2 separate regions of the Mus musculus genome follow, and region 1 is linked to region 2. Evidence: chromatin loops called from intact Hi-C (ENCODE). Cell type or tissue: gastrocnemius. All regions are shown on one strand.

Evidence for each region. Hi-C counts contacts between places; a loop is a spot of excess contacts. Peaks named below come from ENCODE experiments on the same cell type or tissue, not always from the same donor. Only the 100,000 strongest peaks of a DNase experiment are listed, where the experiment ranks them.
Region 1: it touches region 2 in a loop (2.2-fold over the local background); 1 of 42 quality-filtered maps calls a loop at or near these places.

Annotation. Positions count from the first base shown.
Region 1 is chr12:26,392,698-26,400,697 of GRCm38, reverse strand. All of the region lies in intron 2 of Rnf144a (ring finger protein 144A), which reads left to right. Among named protein-coding and RNA genes, the nearest start is that of Mir6538, 18 kb to the left of the region's middle. In gastrocnemius, no CTCF peak of the experiment used is centred here; no DNase peak of the experiment used is centred here.
Region 2 is chr12:26,327,647-26,335,646 of GRCm38, reverse strand. All of the region lies in intron 4 of Rnf144a (ring finger protein 144A), which reads left to right. Among named protein-coding and RNA genes, the nearest start is that of 4930549C15Rik, 15 kb to the left of the region's middle. In gastrocnemius, no CTCF peak of the experiment used is centred here; a DNase peak (open chromatin) is centred at 4,370; H3K27ac peaks cover 2,858 bases.

The sequences.
Region 1 (8,000 bases), 65 kb before region 2:
GGTGTATCTCTCTGTGTGTGTGTGTGTGTGTGTGTGTGTGTGTGTGTGTGTGTGTGTGTGTGTATCTCTGTGTCCATGTGTTTGTAGGTCAGAGGACAACTTGCACTAGTCAGTCCTTTTGCCATGTGATTTCAAGGGATTGAGCCTAGGTCTTCAGGCTTGGTGCAGTTGACTTTACCCACTGATCCACCCTGCCAGCTCCCCACCAAAAAACTTTTAAATGTAAATTAAGGTTCATCCCAACACATATAATGCATTATTTCAGACATGACAAGCATTTCAGCGGATGAGCCAGAGGTGAGCCAGAGGTCTAAGATAGGCATTTTGCAGTGGTGGTTTAGAGAGAAATGAGTTATCACCTTGTCCTGCCTCAATGGGAGAGGATGCACCTAGTCCTGCGGTGATTTGATGTTTCAGAAAGGGTTGATACCCAGGAGGGCCTCCCCCTTCACAGAGAAGGGGAGGACGGTTGGAGGGAGGGGCTATGTGAGGGGGTTGGGAGGAGGTGATGGAGAGGAGGGGAACTGTTACTGAGATGTAAAGTGAATAAGTGACTTAATTAATAAAAAACAACAATAAACCAAACCAACCAACCAAACAAACAAACAGAAAAGAGGCTGAGCAAACCATTGGGAGCTAGTCAGTAAGTGGCGCTCCTCCATGGGCTCTGCCCTGAGTTTCTGCCGTGACTGCCCTCAGCTACAATGAACTGGAAGTATGAACCAAATAAGCCCTTTCCTCGACGAATCGATCACAGAGTCTATGACAAAACAGAAAAGCACACCAGGATCACTCTCAAGTTGCATTTCCGAAGGTTGTAAGGGCCTCCTGTTCCTCTTTGCTCCAGAGGACCACTTACAGGAGGAAGAGAAGTTCAAGGATGGACCTTTGGAAATGGAGGCGTGAGATAGATTTACAGACACTGTTTAGATTTACGACAAAGAGCAGGCACCAGAAACTCAAGGTTAATGTTGCTTGGTCCCTCAGTAAGCACACTTGGTTCACATTTGCCTCATAGGCATCCTATGGAAAGCATAAGTTGTCTCTGTGGGCAGCATGGGATTGCTGATGCTTTCTGATGCGGTCGGCAGGACCGGCCATCTGGCCAGCTGGGGGTTTTTCTCACTCTTTCCCGCATTATCCTTTCTGCCTTTCTCTCATGCCTCAGCTATGCAGAGACTGCCATTTTACATAAGGTCTGGTGCATCTGCAGATTTTGGTGTCTGTGGGAGGAGGCAGAAGCTGGGGCCATCATCACTGGCTTGATCCCAGGTGATAACTATATTCCATTCCACAGTGAAACGTATTATTGTAGTTTGAGATGTTGACCAAATTGTAAATTATACCTTATTTTGTATGCATATATGTATGCCTTTGTGTATGAAGGGATATGTGACTGTGTGTGTGTGTGTGTGTGTGTGTGTGTGTGTGTGTGTGTGTGTGTGTGTGTATCTCTGTGTCCATGTGTTTGTAGGTCAGAGGACAACTTGCAAGAGTCAGTCCTTTTGCCATGTGATTTCATGGGATTGAACCTAGGTCTTCAGGCTTGGTGCAGTTGACTTTACCCACTGATCCACCCTGCCAGCTCCCCACCAAAAAACTTTTAAATGTAAATTAAGGTTCATCCCAACACGATATAATGCATTATTTCAGACATGACAAGCATTTCAGCGGATGAGCCAGAGGTGAGCCAGAGGTCTAAGATAGGCATTTTGCAGTGGTGGTTTAGAGAGAAATGAGTAACAGACCAGGAAGGAACCCTCCTGTTATTAAACTAAACAATAGTGCAAACATCAGCACTGTTTCAGGAGGGCTGCTGGTTGGCTCCTGTGAGGTCAGGCCCCTGCAGATCTGTTTGTGATGGTGAACCTGAGAAGGGAGGCAGTGACCTGCAGAGTCAGCATGCAGGGCACCTCCCCGTGTGGCTGCTGTGGTCAGGATTGTGCAAGATGTGGCAAGATGAGGTCAGAGAAGAGGGTCTTGCCCAAGCTCTCAGCCCCAGTGGGACTTAAGTGGAGGCCTTTGGCTTCTGCAATTGTTCCCAATTTGTTCATCTATATAGGGAGAATGCTACCACCGTTATTTTAGTCATGGGGCTCCTTAGAGGACTGAAGACATCATGCCTCTAAAAATGTAAAGGCAGACGTTAAAGTGAATCCAAGAATACCTCCTGGTGGGAAAGGGTGAGACCTTATCCATAGCAATGGAGAGAGCTGGGGTCTGGAGTTGTAGCTTAGTGGTAGAGCGCTTGACAATTGTCCCTAATTCCTGGGACCCATGGCTGGCACTGCATAAAATGAGTCAACAAATAGTAGAAATTAGAAACTGCTCATTACTTTCTTTAGTTTTCAGCTAAAGGTAGAAACACATACATGAATAATACCCCATGCTCTCCTTATTTTTTAAACATATTCTTTTTGTTAAGATTGCAGTGATATCTGTAGCCCAGGAATGATGTGTGTGTGTGTGTGTGTGTGTGTGTGTGTGTGTGTGTATGTGTGCATGCACATGCATGTGCATACATGCTTATGCACATGCATTTTTGTAAGCATCCTCTCTCTCTCTCTCTCTCTCTCTCTCTCTCTCTCTCTCTCTCTCTCTCTCTCTCTCTTTTTCTTCCCCATTTTGTTCATGCACAGATTCTTTCTCACAGTGTCTAGGGTAGACTGGACATCTCCAGGGTTTCCTGGGTATCTTTGGTCACTGGTCTGGGTTGTGAAGAAGGAGCACGCTTGGGATGGTCTCTTGGTTCTTTTATTTGTTTGCTTGTACATTCACGTGTAGCTCTAGGCTTAGGATGTCACATGGGAGCCAGAGTTCAGATGGGAGGCTGTGGATCAAAACGATCAAGGTGATTGTTAGTGGTCTTCAGATCATCTTGGCCTGCTCTATTTTTCTGCCTGCTGGATTTGTCCATTTAACACCCATAGGTGGTGTTAAATCGACTTAATGGCTGCTTCTCCTCTGTACTGGTATCAACTTTGCCGTATGAGTTTTGGCACACCGTTGTTGAGTATGTACATGTTTTTATGTTGTGTGGTGGAATTTGCCCTTTTATAGTTTGCATCACAACAGTTCCCCTTTGCATTGAACTCTTGCCGTTCAGTTTTCTTTGGATTAGCTTTGGCATGGAGCACGTGTCTCCATCCCTTAACTTTTAATCTGCTTCCGAAGCTTTTCAGCGAGTTTCTCATAAACAACGCAATGGGCAGCTGTAGTTTGCTCTTGAGCTCATTCTTGTACCCATTCAATAGAATACTTTTAATTTGAAGATTTCATAAATATATACAATGTATTTTGAATATATTCATTCCCTACATCTCTTCTTAATTTCTCCTGAGTTCACCCACACCTTCCATCCCCTCCTAACTTTGTGCCCTCTTTTTTTTAAAATTTAATTTAATAATGCACAGAATAATTTTTGCTGCTCATATACTCCTGTGTGCAGAGTCATCTGCAGGGGCATGATGGACCTATTAGAGGTCACACCCTTAAAGAAGATGAACTCCCATCCCTTGGAAGCCATCGTTGTCATTTTCTCAGCTAGGTGTAGGGGCTCACAGTCCCCTCTATCCTCCCTACTGGAATGTCACCTGGCTTGATCTTCTGTTGGAGCCACCACTGCCCTGCTGTGAGTTTCTGAGTGCAGTGGTCCTATGATGTCCAGAAGACTCTGTTCCGCTCCCAGCTGCAGTCTCACAGACTTTTAAATCTCTGTTCATTGCTCTGAGCCTGTGAGTTGGGATAAAGATCTGTGACCAAGAACCACACAGACACTTGCTCACTTTGAGAAGTTGTGATTTCTGATTAACCGCCACTCGCTGCACAACCGCTCTTGGATGAGGTCTTTTAACTGATCTTTTTAGGCAAATCATGTTTAACATGATTTTTTGATATGATTGCCTAGGAGCTCTAATACCAATGGATAGCTATTTTCAATTCATTGATTTCTTTTCCTTTTTGATTTTCCTGTTTGTATATTTATGGTATTAGCAGGTTTTGATTAGCCAATTGATCATACCTTATCAAACTAAATGAAGCTGGCATCTTAGGTCTCTACCCTAATGTGCCATTCCTGTCCCCAGCAGTGCCGAGTCACAGTGTCCTGCAGTCCCTGTCTGTGAAGGTGGCAAGAACTTAAGTCACACAAGGCTCAGAGAGATACCTTGTGAGGTTGGGCTATTTTAAAGACAGGGTTTTGAGAATTGACCTTTTAGACTGTAAGAGACCCTAGAGATGCCCCCGTTCTTCTGGTTTTGAGCCTAACATTGTTGCATCAGAATAGCTCTTGCACCTTTACATCGGTGAGATGTTTAAAAGGTTTTATTCACTCATTACTCTTTGCTCTGTTAAGTGGGCAGTAATTATCTCTGTACTCGTTATGTGGATAGTTTCATCTTCGGTCATCTGTGGGATTGGCTATATAACTGATTTAGAGCCATTAGACAAGCAGAGAGCCTGGGAGAAATGTGATTCATGGCCTTTATGGGACTGGCCCACCAACTCTATCAGTTCAATTGTAGTTTTTAAACAAGAACTTAAAAGGTCAGATTATGATCGTAGGAACGTTCCAAAGATGCAAGACCATTGGTGCATGCCAGAAACGACTGATGGCCTATGTGAGAGATCTGAGGGAGTATATTTTAAACTAAAGGACATTTATTTATGTATCCATTTATCGGATGTGCGTGTATGTGTGTGAGATTGGAATCAAACCCAGTTCATCAGGCTTCTGGGCAGATAGCTTTTACCAGCTGTGCCCTCTCACTGGCCCTGAGATCTGGTTTTGATGGTGGCATAATGATATGGTCCTGTGAAATAACTTGCCACATTAACGCGAAAACTTTAAAACACCCAGTCTTACATTATGTGTGTACCACGAATAGAATACATTATAAATGCACAAGCCAGACAGTACAGGATCTCGCGGTATCGGGTGCTTCTCCTTCCTGCCCAGGCCTTCAGTCTTTGGATACAGAACCATCAACTCCTTCATTGGAATCTTCTCCTTGTTAGAGTCCCCATCTCTCCCAGCACACATATGTTTTGAATAAAATCATAATACATCTTGCTCTTTGGAGAAATTTTTCCTTGCTCAGCACATACAAACCCACCTCATTCCCTTTTAAGATGTGTCGCCAAGGGAACTGTTCTCTGTGTTTTTTAAAGTCACAATGTGTTTTATTGTCGTACGACTCTAAGTAAATTAGTTTTTCTAATGTAACGTCCCGACAGCAACAAGATTCTTATTTTGGGCCTGCGTCTGCATCCAGTTGGGTAAATCAATTGGTTCTTTGTAAGCGGCTTGAAGCTTGAGACTCAGTTTCGTTTTTATGAGTGATTTCTTTCAATTGGCAAGGATGGCAGGCTAACCAGAGAGAGGCCTTTCATCTCAGCAAGAGAATTAAAAAAAAATTAATTGATATCCAATGAGCCAATGCGTGTGCTTCGTGCCTGCCTTGAGAAATGCTTCAGTTGCCTAATTTACCGCAGAGAAGGAAAATGTTAAATAGGTCCCTTCAAGACAACAGGAAAGGGATTGCTGAGGAGCGCTGGGTGGCTTCTCCATGGACAAGACTCTCAGTATAGCATGCATACAAACAGAGAGGTGCTTTATTGAAGCCAGACAAGACCCCCATTCATACTCAACTCCAGCAGCTCACACGTGTGGAAACCTCTGCTCTCAGCCACTGTGAGAACCTCCCTGCCTGCCACTGCTCTGGGCTTTGGAATCCAGACTTTCAGGACCAATGGCACGGAGGAGAAGACAGTCCTGGGACTGTTTGGGGAATGGGAAGATCTGGGGAGAAGCAGCCAGGTCCCTTTGGGTCCCTTTTGTTGTGTGCCTGTGCAACGAGACATGGGTCTTTCTTCTTACACTTGCTTTGTAGTGATAGCCAGAAACAGGTGAGCAGAGGCTTAATGTCAATATACCATGTGTGTGTGTGGGGGGGGGGCAGTAAAAAGGAGAGAAAGAAAGCCCTGTTTGTGGAGCCAAGAGTACAGGGAATTAGGCCCTTCCTGTGGGGTTTTAAATCATAGTTTGTGGTATGTTATACATGGCGTATGTGACCCTTTTCAGAGAAAAAAAGTAAGTAGTGGCTGAAGTTTACCGTGCCAGGGATTGTTAACCTCTGAAAATCTAAGGCTGTACAGAATTCTCAAGAGGAGCAAAGGGAAAATGTCTTCATTTTTCTCTGGTGTCCTCTAGAAGAACTGTGTCTTCAGTCCTGCTCACGAGTGGAATGCTATTATACAAATGTTTGGCACGTTGTCTTTATTCCCAGGTGTGTCTTAGACAGCGTTCCATCCCAGCAGATGAAGGGCCATCGCTTTGTCTCTCATGAGGATGGCGTCATGTTATTGATTCAGCTTGCTATCCTCAGTTCTATCTTCTAGTGTTTATTCCTGCAATGGCTCCCAAAGCTGATATATCGCCGGTCAGTGTTGATCCTCCTGTGTGAGGGCTCCCCGGTGTTGCCCCATCCCCTGACTTCCTAAAGGACACTGGGCATAGCTTTAGCCTCACTGATTGCTATTGGTACCCTGTGCTTTGTGTCTCTGTGAGTTGGCATTAGATAGTGAGGCATCCCTGCAGACTTCTGTTGTCCTTTCCTCTGATTAGTTCTTGTCTGTCTCCCGATGATATCACAGACACATAGAGTTGTTCTGTCTGCCCCAGAGCAGCTTAGGGACCTCAGGCTTGCCACCTGCCTTCATCCTCTCAGGTGCTTTGCCACTCACAGTCCAGGTGCTCCACTGATCAAAATGAAAACCTGAAAGCATCTTTGGCCTTTTCTCCTCTCTTTCCTTTCCCTCCTCCTCCTTTCTCCTTCTCCTCCCCTCTTCTTTCTGACTCTCTTTTCAAAGATACAAGGTCCTTCTTCGTTTCCTTCCCTCCCCTCTCCTCTCCCTTCGATTCCCCTCCTTTATCCTTTAACTTCCCCCTTCTCTCCCTCCTCTCTCCTCTTTCCTTTCTCCCCTTCTCTCCCCTACTCAAGATCCTTTCTCTTCCCTTCTCTTCCTTCCCTACCGCATCTCCCCCGATCTCCTCTCCCCCTTTTCCTCTGCAGTCTGTTGCTCCTGAAACTCACTTCACAACACATCAGTCTCCTCTCACCACAGCTGCTAGGACTCCCCTGAGTCTCCCACACCCACCTTGCTGAGCTGGTTCCTTCTCAGCCTTCTCTACGCCCTGCTTCCATTTCAGTCAGTCTGCTACCATCCCTCAGAGATCATGAGAGACCTCTCTAAGTAACAGCACCTCCCCCACAATTCGAGGCTTTACTTTAGTGTATCACTTGTGACTCACAAGTGTGCATACGCATGGGTGTGCATGTATATGTGGGCAGATAGGTATACACAGACACTGAGACTGCAAAGGTCTAGCAGGTCTGTTTTATAGTCACACAGGGCAGCAGATTGTCATCTACAAAGTTTATACTTGTGCAATTTAAATGGGAAAAATTAATAAAATCTAGAAAGAAAAATCTCATAGTACTTGTAGTAAGTGTGGTTTTGTGTTGCGCAGCTATGGCTGTCCTGTGGCACACACAGCTTTGGAGCTCTGAGTTGGATATGCTGGGAAGGAGGCCAAGTGATGCTCCCACTTTGCATTCTCTTCACAAACCCGGTTATTTTAGTGGTTCCCATTATTTAATAAGCCATGATCACATATGTCCCCCTTTAGATAGAGATGTGCGTACACTGATGATAGGGGTCAGTGAGATCATTCCTTTATATTTTCTGCATAAGCTTGGCTTTTGGGGTTGATTTATCTTTTGTGGCGGTATCCGTGTTCATATGAAGGAGTGAATTAGATAATATTGGGATTGCCTGATAGGAAATGAGACATCTTACCTAATTCTTCATTATATTTGCTTCTTGGGACACACAAATGAATTTTGTTACTTATTAGAAGAGTCATGGGTCAACATGGGGTTCCATTTTGTGCAGGATTCTTAAGAGCAAGGACTTCTTGCCCATCTCTGCTCCAGGCA
Region 2 (8,000 bases):
ACCTAATTACTTGTAGGCTTGGCACGGTTTGAAGAAACAAATTCTGTTTTACTATGTGGAGTCAGCTGGCCCTGGTCAGAGAAAATTCTAGCAAATAGTTTCCAAAAGTGTTCTTGAGATTAGGTGCCTTGGTACAAGTGCCCATCACAGGGAAATCTAGGAGTGTGAACAGCCTGAATCAGGTTGTTCTGACAGATGGAGTTAGGGGCCAAGAGTCAGCTGGTTACCCTCACCCTACATCCTCCTGTCTGGCGGTGGGGCCCCTTTTCTGGGATCAGAGAGGTACACAGATGAGGGAACCAATGATCAGAACGGGTGAGTATCCTGGTATTGGTCCACCAGGTGGAGAAGGCTAGGTGGGGTGACTTGAGGTGCAGGAGTGCGTTTCTTTGTTAAGAGGCCGCAGAGCAGGCTTTTGTGTTTTGTGCTCAGCAAAGTTTTCTGACCTGGGTGGACTTCTCTCTTCTCTAACACAATTTGCATGCCACGGGTGAAGCATTTCCACATCTACCTCAGACTTTAGGGTTCTTATAAAACTACCTCATCTATACTTGCTACAAGGGATTGGGGATATAATGCATTGATAGTTTGGGGTGTGTGCTGGTTGGTTTTTGTCATAACATACACCTAGGTTTTGACATAAACGTAGGCATACCCGGGAAGAGGGACTCTTAACTGAGAAATGTCTCCGTCAGATTAGCCTGCAAGCAGGCCTATGGGGCTTCGTCTTGGTTAATGGTTGATGTGAGAGGTCCCAGCCTATGAAGGATAGTCTGAGATCCCTGGGGTCCTTGGTCCTGGATGGCATAAGAGTGTAGGCTAAGCAATCCATAAAGAGCAAGCCGGTCAGCAGTACTTCTCCATAACCTCGGCTCTAGTTCCTGCATGCAGGTCTCTTCCTTGACTTCTCTGTGATGGAGTGTGACCTGAGTGTTATAAGCTGAAATAAGCCCCTTCCTCCACAAACTTCCATTGGGTCACAGTGTTTTATCATAGTGATAGAACCCTAAGGCAGGGCATGCTAAAGGTTTACTGTGTCCTTTCTGTGTTCTGCTTCTAAAAGCCTGTGACATGGACAGATTTCATCTGGTATAAAGGACCAACAGATGGGAATGTTGTAATGGGCTGTTGTTATTATAAAGGTCAAGTTGTTACTGGGTATGTATGCCTCTGTTTCCAGGTCTGTGCCTTCTGTCATCATTAATTTTACATGGGATGCTGATGAACTGAAATGGCAAAAGTGAATTCTCACACACACACCACACACACACAAACACACACACACACATTACAAACACACACACTACACACACACACACACACACACACACACACACACACTACACACACACACACACACACACACACATTACACACACACACACTACACACAGACACACACACATGCACACACTCACACTTCTGTTAATGCTGTCCCAGCACCATGCTGTGCTGTGTGCCCCTGAAGCCCATTCTTTGTCTTGACAGCCTCTGTTTTGCAGAGCATAGCCCATAATTCTGGCTGAAGTAGGACAGTTTCCTGAGCATCCTTAATGCTCCCAGCTCCTCCTCACTTATAGCTTTTGAGTGCTTTGGGCACAGTCTTCCAAGCTGGCATGTGTGTGCACTAATATATAATATGACAAGTGCCACAAGCTTGAAGATGAGGTTTTTTGCAACAAGAAGTGACAGTTCATTTCCTGCCAGCAGAATGTCACAGCCCATGCTACTGATTAAGCACTATATAGAGATAGCTGCTTGTCACCAGGGCAAGGAGGGGCAGTCCTTGTGGCTCTCATGTCTGCTGTTCATCACAGCCCCTACTGAGAGCTGGGCTCCTCTGAGGCAAACCCTTGCTGCTCTGTACCTGGCTGTGTAGACTTTACTTCTGCCTCCCAGGTCTCATGTACACGTCTGGGACCTAGATGTCACTCAGTGACTTCTCCACAGATCTTCTCTGCCCTGGAGGCTTCTCACCTCCTCTTCCCATGCTTACTACCAGCCTGTTCAATGACATCCTCATTGGTTGACAATTGCCCTGTTATGCAGGACTGAGTGGCATGTCCCAGGAAGGAGAGCAATCTCTATTCATATCTCATGGCAGTCTTTAAGAATTTGTTACCCCATATCACTTTTCCCAAAATAAATATAGCTAGGAACTGGGGGCTGCTCTGTAGGCATGTTCTCACCCGCCATGGGCCAAAGTTACAGTTCCTTCCTACTATCCCCAAGGCCAGGTATCTTTTGACCTGAGAAAGAGGCAGGAATTGAAGGATACCTTCCCTCTTCCTGTTTTGACTAGTCTATCCCCAAATTGGTCCTTGTGTTCTCCCAAGAGGCCTGTCTATGATGTGTTGCAAATAGGTCCACCCTGAACCTGGGATAAAAAGACTCCCCATCGAGTGTGCTCGCCAGACTCCCAGCCCATTGTCATCATGATGTAACAACATAAAACTCCTGGCTTTGCTATTTGATGGTTTGATCTTTGATGGTCTAGAAAATTCATGTCTCCCAGAGTGTCCCTGTTGGAGTTTAGGCCTCAAGTGTTACCAGTCTGAGAAATTGAATGTGATCAAGTATCACACTGTGATACGCTCAGACTCCCAGCCTCACCACACACTTTAGCCTGTACTCTCCCCAGACTCTCTTACATTCCCACGGGCATAGAGGCCTGCTCTGACGTCAGCCCCTTCTTCAAGTTTCAGCATATTTCCCTGTGAAGAAACTGTCTATGTCGACTTGACCTTCAACCCTAGACAGGAGAGAGGTCAGCACCTGTATCAACTAAACTTCAGTCTGTGTCTTCATAGGATGCTCATAGCGGCAGGCTCTTTGTGGACCCTAAAGGTCATTTCAGTGAGCACCCATAATCTTGAGCCTCTGTGTGCAGCCTGGAAGAGTGCCATAGACTGCTCTTCTCTGGTTACCTGCAATTATAGGCCCCATTCTTCACTAGGCATCAAAGAAGCCATGGCTTCTGTGTAGAGCCTGGAAAGTCAACAGAGAGATGTGCATTACCTGATGTGAGAATGAATCATGCAATAACACTGGACAGGGACACTGGACACTGTACTCCTCAGATACCAGGTGGCTCATTTCATGACCAGGATGGCCACTCTGTATCGGACTAGAAGACTACTAAGGCTGGGAAGTAGAGTTTTTTGTTTTAATATTTTTAATAATGAAAACAGTTTTAAAAGTAAAGTTGGAAGTAAGGAATTGTAGGAGGTGAAGGTCACTATTTAAGAATTGTCTCCTTGCTGGGAGGCAATACCGGGCCTTCCAGTAGGGAGGTTATGAACACAGATCGAATGGTAAGTGGAATATGCACATAATGACTAGACACTGGCAGTAGACATGCTTAAGTACCCTCGTGCATGAAAGAACTCTTCTTGGAAGCCTTGGGCGGATGCAGCAGGTTAGTACCTGCGCACAGCTGGTGACATGCACTTGGCCAGTGGCAGGGCTGGCACCACAGCCACATTTACTCTGGAGACACAGAATCCCTGTTTCATCCAGACTAATAAACAGGAGTGGTTTCCATCTTCTCTTTAAATATGTAAAGTCTAGATTTTATTTTTATTTCATTAATTTTCAGAGACTTTTCTATGTTGGATGCTGTGAGTGACATCAGGGCCTGTACATGTCAGGCAGTTTGTACTAAGCGTTTGGGGCTGCCCAAGGTTCTCAGGAAACTGTCTTCAGAGGGCTATGCTGTATAGAGTGCTAGTCTCGGAGTCTGGAGCTCAGTTATCTGCAGGCGTGTGTGAGCAGCTTGATGCTGTCTCAGATCACTAGGTCTTCTGCTGAGACACAGCGTGCCAGTTGAGTTCTGGCTCAGCTGTAGACCACTGATTCCCCACTGACTGCCACTCTCTCACAGGTAATAGAGAGAATGCTAAACTCTTCTGACCTTCAGAGAACGTGCCTGCTGATGGCAGAAAGAGGTCCGTTACTGCTGGTTCTGGGAATGCTGGGAGAATCTTGACTTCCAGCTGTCACCTGGAGCAGCATGTCTCTGGAGAGTGACATTTCCCATGTCTGCCAAGCTTACCTCATACCCAGGGCACAAGGTTCCCAGATGAAGGTTGTACCCACTGTGACAAGACTGGTTCATGGGTTCAGAGCCAGCTGTGACTCCAGGGTCCTGGCTCCCTAAATGCCATTCTCAGAGCCTACTTCTTTGGTCTGCATCTGTCCCTGAGTGGTCTTTATAAACCATGGTTTGTGATTTGCCTAGGCCACCTGGGTATGTGTAAGCCACAGTGTCTGGGTATTGTCACAAGCAGGCTTTTGAAGACAAAGCATTCATAGTTGGCTCACTGGAGGTTCAGGCCAGTTTCTGCAGCCCACTGTTCCTTGGCAGGAAGCTTCCAGTGGAGTGGGAGTGTCCTGGCCAGTCAGCAGATCTGTCTCTCCAGCTCTCTGAAAGACTTGGAAGCCACAGTGGAAAGTGTAGTGCCTGGAACGTTCTGTGGTTCCTCTCCCGCTCTGCACTGCTTTCCATAGTCCACGCTCCTTTCCTGGAGCTCTTTTGTCCTTAGGGCCATTTTTTCTCTCCCAAGCCTTTTTCTGACCCCAGGTGACACAGATCCCCAGTGTCTTTGTTTCCTGTTTTGGTGATAAATCATGACCCACAGAGGACAGGATGAGAGTTTCATCTTTCAGGTGATACTCCATTTTTGAGGGTACTCTGATACGGCAAGAATTTGAAGCAGGAACTGTGGAGGGAGGCTGCTTACTGGCTGCTCCCTGGCTCATGCTACCTTTCTTATACATCTCAGGCTCATCTGCCTAGGAATGTCAACACCCACAGTGGGCTGGGCCTTCCACCATCACTTAGCAATTAAGAAAATTCCTCATAGACATGGCCATGGGACAGTCTGATTGAAGCAATTTTTCAGTTGATGTTAGCTCTTACCAAGTGTCTCTAGGTTTGTGTCCAGTGAACAGTAAAAGCTATGATGTGCCTCTGTGTTGTCTTGGATGTTGTCAGTTTAGTACATGTAGTCTTTGTTCTGTGAAAAAAATTTGAGGTAACAGAGATGCTTCAAAAATTATTGCTTATGCTACGAGAGGCTGTGTGTGTGTGCTGTGTCTGAGTGTGTGTGTGTCTGTTTATGTGTAGTGTGTATGTGTGTGCAATGTATGTGTTCCTGAGTGTGTGTGTGTGTGTGTGTGTATGTGGTGTGTCTGAGTGTGTGTGTGTTTGTGTGTGTATCTGAGTGTTTATGTGCAACATGTATATGTGTGTGTTTGTGCAGTGTGTGTATGTAATTTATGTGTGCCTGCCTCTGTGTGTGTGTGTGTATCTGAGCGTTTTGTGCAGTGTGTGCGTCTGAGTGTGTATAATGTGTGTGTGTGTGTGTGTGTGTGTGTGTGTGTGTGTGTGTGTGTGTGTGCGCGCGCGTGTGTGTGTATGTGTGTGTTGTCTTTCAGAGATAGGGTCTTGTTCTCTAATTCAGGATGACCAGCTATCTAGTAACAGGAACTTACTGTGTAGCCAGAGTGACCTTTAACTCACTAATTTTTTTGTCTCGCCTACAAAGTTCTGGGATTACAGGCCTGAGTCATCAGACCCAGTTTAAGGAGCTCCTAATTGAGGAAAAAATAGAAGGATCAGACAAAAAAAAATAGAGCCAACCTTGGAGTTCGGCACAAACGCTCTGGGGTCTTAGTGATTGCATTTGCAGAGAATGGCCTTAGGTGGTGGGCCCTCAGTTTCACTTCGGTAAATGGTAGTGATAACACCTCCCATGGGTTTCTGGTTTCCAGGACTGTTTGTTGAGCTACAGCGGCAGAATGACTAACAGCAGTCTGGTCCTTGGAAGGCATTTGATTAAAGAAAGATGATAGATATATCAGAAACTGCATCTGTTCCTGTTTGGGGGATGTTTATTTATTGTTTCAAAAGTTTCTCTGATTGTTTGATTTGTGTGTGTGTGTGTGTGTGTGTGTGTGTGTGTGTGTGTGTGTATGTGTGTGTGTTCATTTTAAGACATCTTTTTGCTATTAGATTGGAAAACAAGGCTTGTGAGTCATGACCCACTTTACATCTGGAAGAGGGCCGTGGCTGGTTTTTGATGGATGCAGGAGCGGTCACTCTGTAGTAAACAAATCAATATTCTCATGACATAAGCTCATGGTGTGTGCTGCTCAGAGATGCAGTCCATCAGCCCTCTGAGCTTGCTCTTAGGGAGAGGCACCCACCCCCCAAGACATGACTCACTGATTGTTGTTATAAGCAAGCCTTTGAACAATGTGGTTGTGAGACTTCCCCAGGGTATACATCTCACACCTGGTTTAATTGTTGTGTTTCCCTTTTAGAGAGAAGGAGGCTGTGTCATTATATTGGATTTTAGCCAGTGTGGTCCAAGTTTTCTGAGTTCCATTGGTTTAAGACATTCCAGGATCCCCCCCCAGAGACCCAATTAGACAGATTTAATTATAGACAGTAAAGCAATGCTCTCGTTGCTAAGGGTTTGAGCGTTTTATGCCTGTGACTGTAAAAGGCGTATCACACAGTCGGACAAATGAGACAAGAGCCTCTGCATACTTAGTTCCTATAACAGGATTTGGACCAAGGGTTGGGATATTCTTCATTTTATTCTGTCTATAAAAAGCCCAGCAAGGCAGGCATTTTGATTTTATCATCTAAAGAACTAGGGGCCAAACATATCACAGATGAGCCACCATGGCCGTACTACAGGGACCAAGATTAACTGAATGTATTTGACTCTAAGACTGCAGGGGTCATGCTCCCCTCTCAGTTATCACCATAGACAAGGCATGCCAAGTGCCACCTCATAGCAGGTTAGCAATGCTGTCTGGGTTGGGGTGGGGTGTCACTGTAACCCTAACATACTTGGTGATAATCCTGTTCTTATCTTTTTCTGGTTACCTGCCCTCTCTTGTCTTGGGTGGGCCTCCCATAGATGACGATGAGTTTGTTTCTGACAAGTTCACCATGTTGTGCCTCAAACAGAACTCCAAAGCCTCTCTCATCCACAGAGAGATGTAAGTGGGTGATGTGCAGAACCAGTGTCATTATCAGAGAGCCCTGGAAGATGCAGAAAGCTGAGGCAGTTGGACAAAAGCCACTGCTTAGAGCAGTGGTTCTCAACCCACCTAATGCTGTATAGTTCCTCATGTGTAGTGACTCCCAACCATGAAATTATTTTCATCGCCATTCCATACGTGTAATTTTGCTCCTGTTATGAATGATAACGTAAATATCCAATATGCAGGATACATAATATGCAACCCCCAAAGGGGTAGTGATCCACAAGTTGAGAGGCACTGGCTTAGAGCTTCGGGCAATACTTTGTATATTAAGTCAAGTCTCTGGAAAGCAGCTTTGAGAATGGCTTTTTGGGGAGTTTGCCTTGGCCCTCCTCTCCTACTTCCTTACTTCCTCCCTCCATTTTCCTTTGTCTTGCCATGTTTTCCTTCCTTCTCTTCCCTTGCCCTGCCACATCTGGCAAAAAAAAAAAAAAAAAAAAAAAAAAAAAAACATGTTTTGCCGAAGACATGAAATCCTTCCGTCTCTTACAATCTTTCTGCCTCTTCTTCTCCAATGATCCCTGATCCTTGTGAGTAGGGGATATAATATTGCTATCCCATTACTCTGCGCACATTGGCTACTAGGACTTATATTAATTTTCCATTCTCTACTGAAGAAAGAAACTTTTCTGATGAAGGTTGAGAGATGTACTACTCTATGGGTATGGTGATAAGAACGTAGGGAGCAATTTAATACAATGTCCGTTTGGCAGAATAGTGGTAGTAGGTTTACTGAAGGGCCTATAACCTAGACAGTGAACAATACCAGGTATGCGTTCTATCTTAATGACTAGACTTAAATCCAGACTTTTGGTTATGTAGCATTCATACCACTATTGCCCCAGCAGGCATATCTTGCCAGTCCAATAGTTAATGTATCTCTTATGGTTAACAGTTAGCTGTTTGCTTAACAAATCACTTTGTCTTTGATGTTTGAG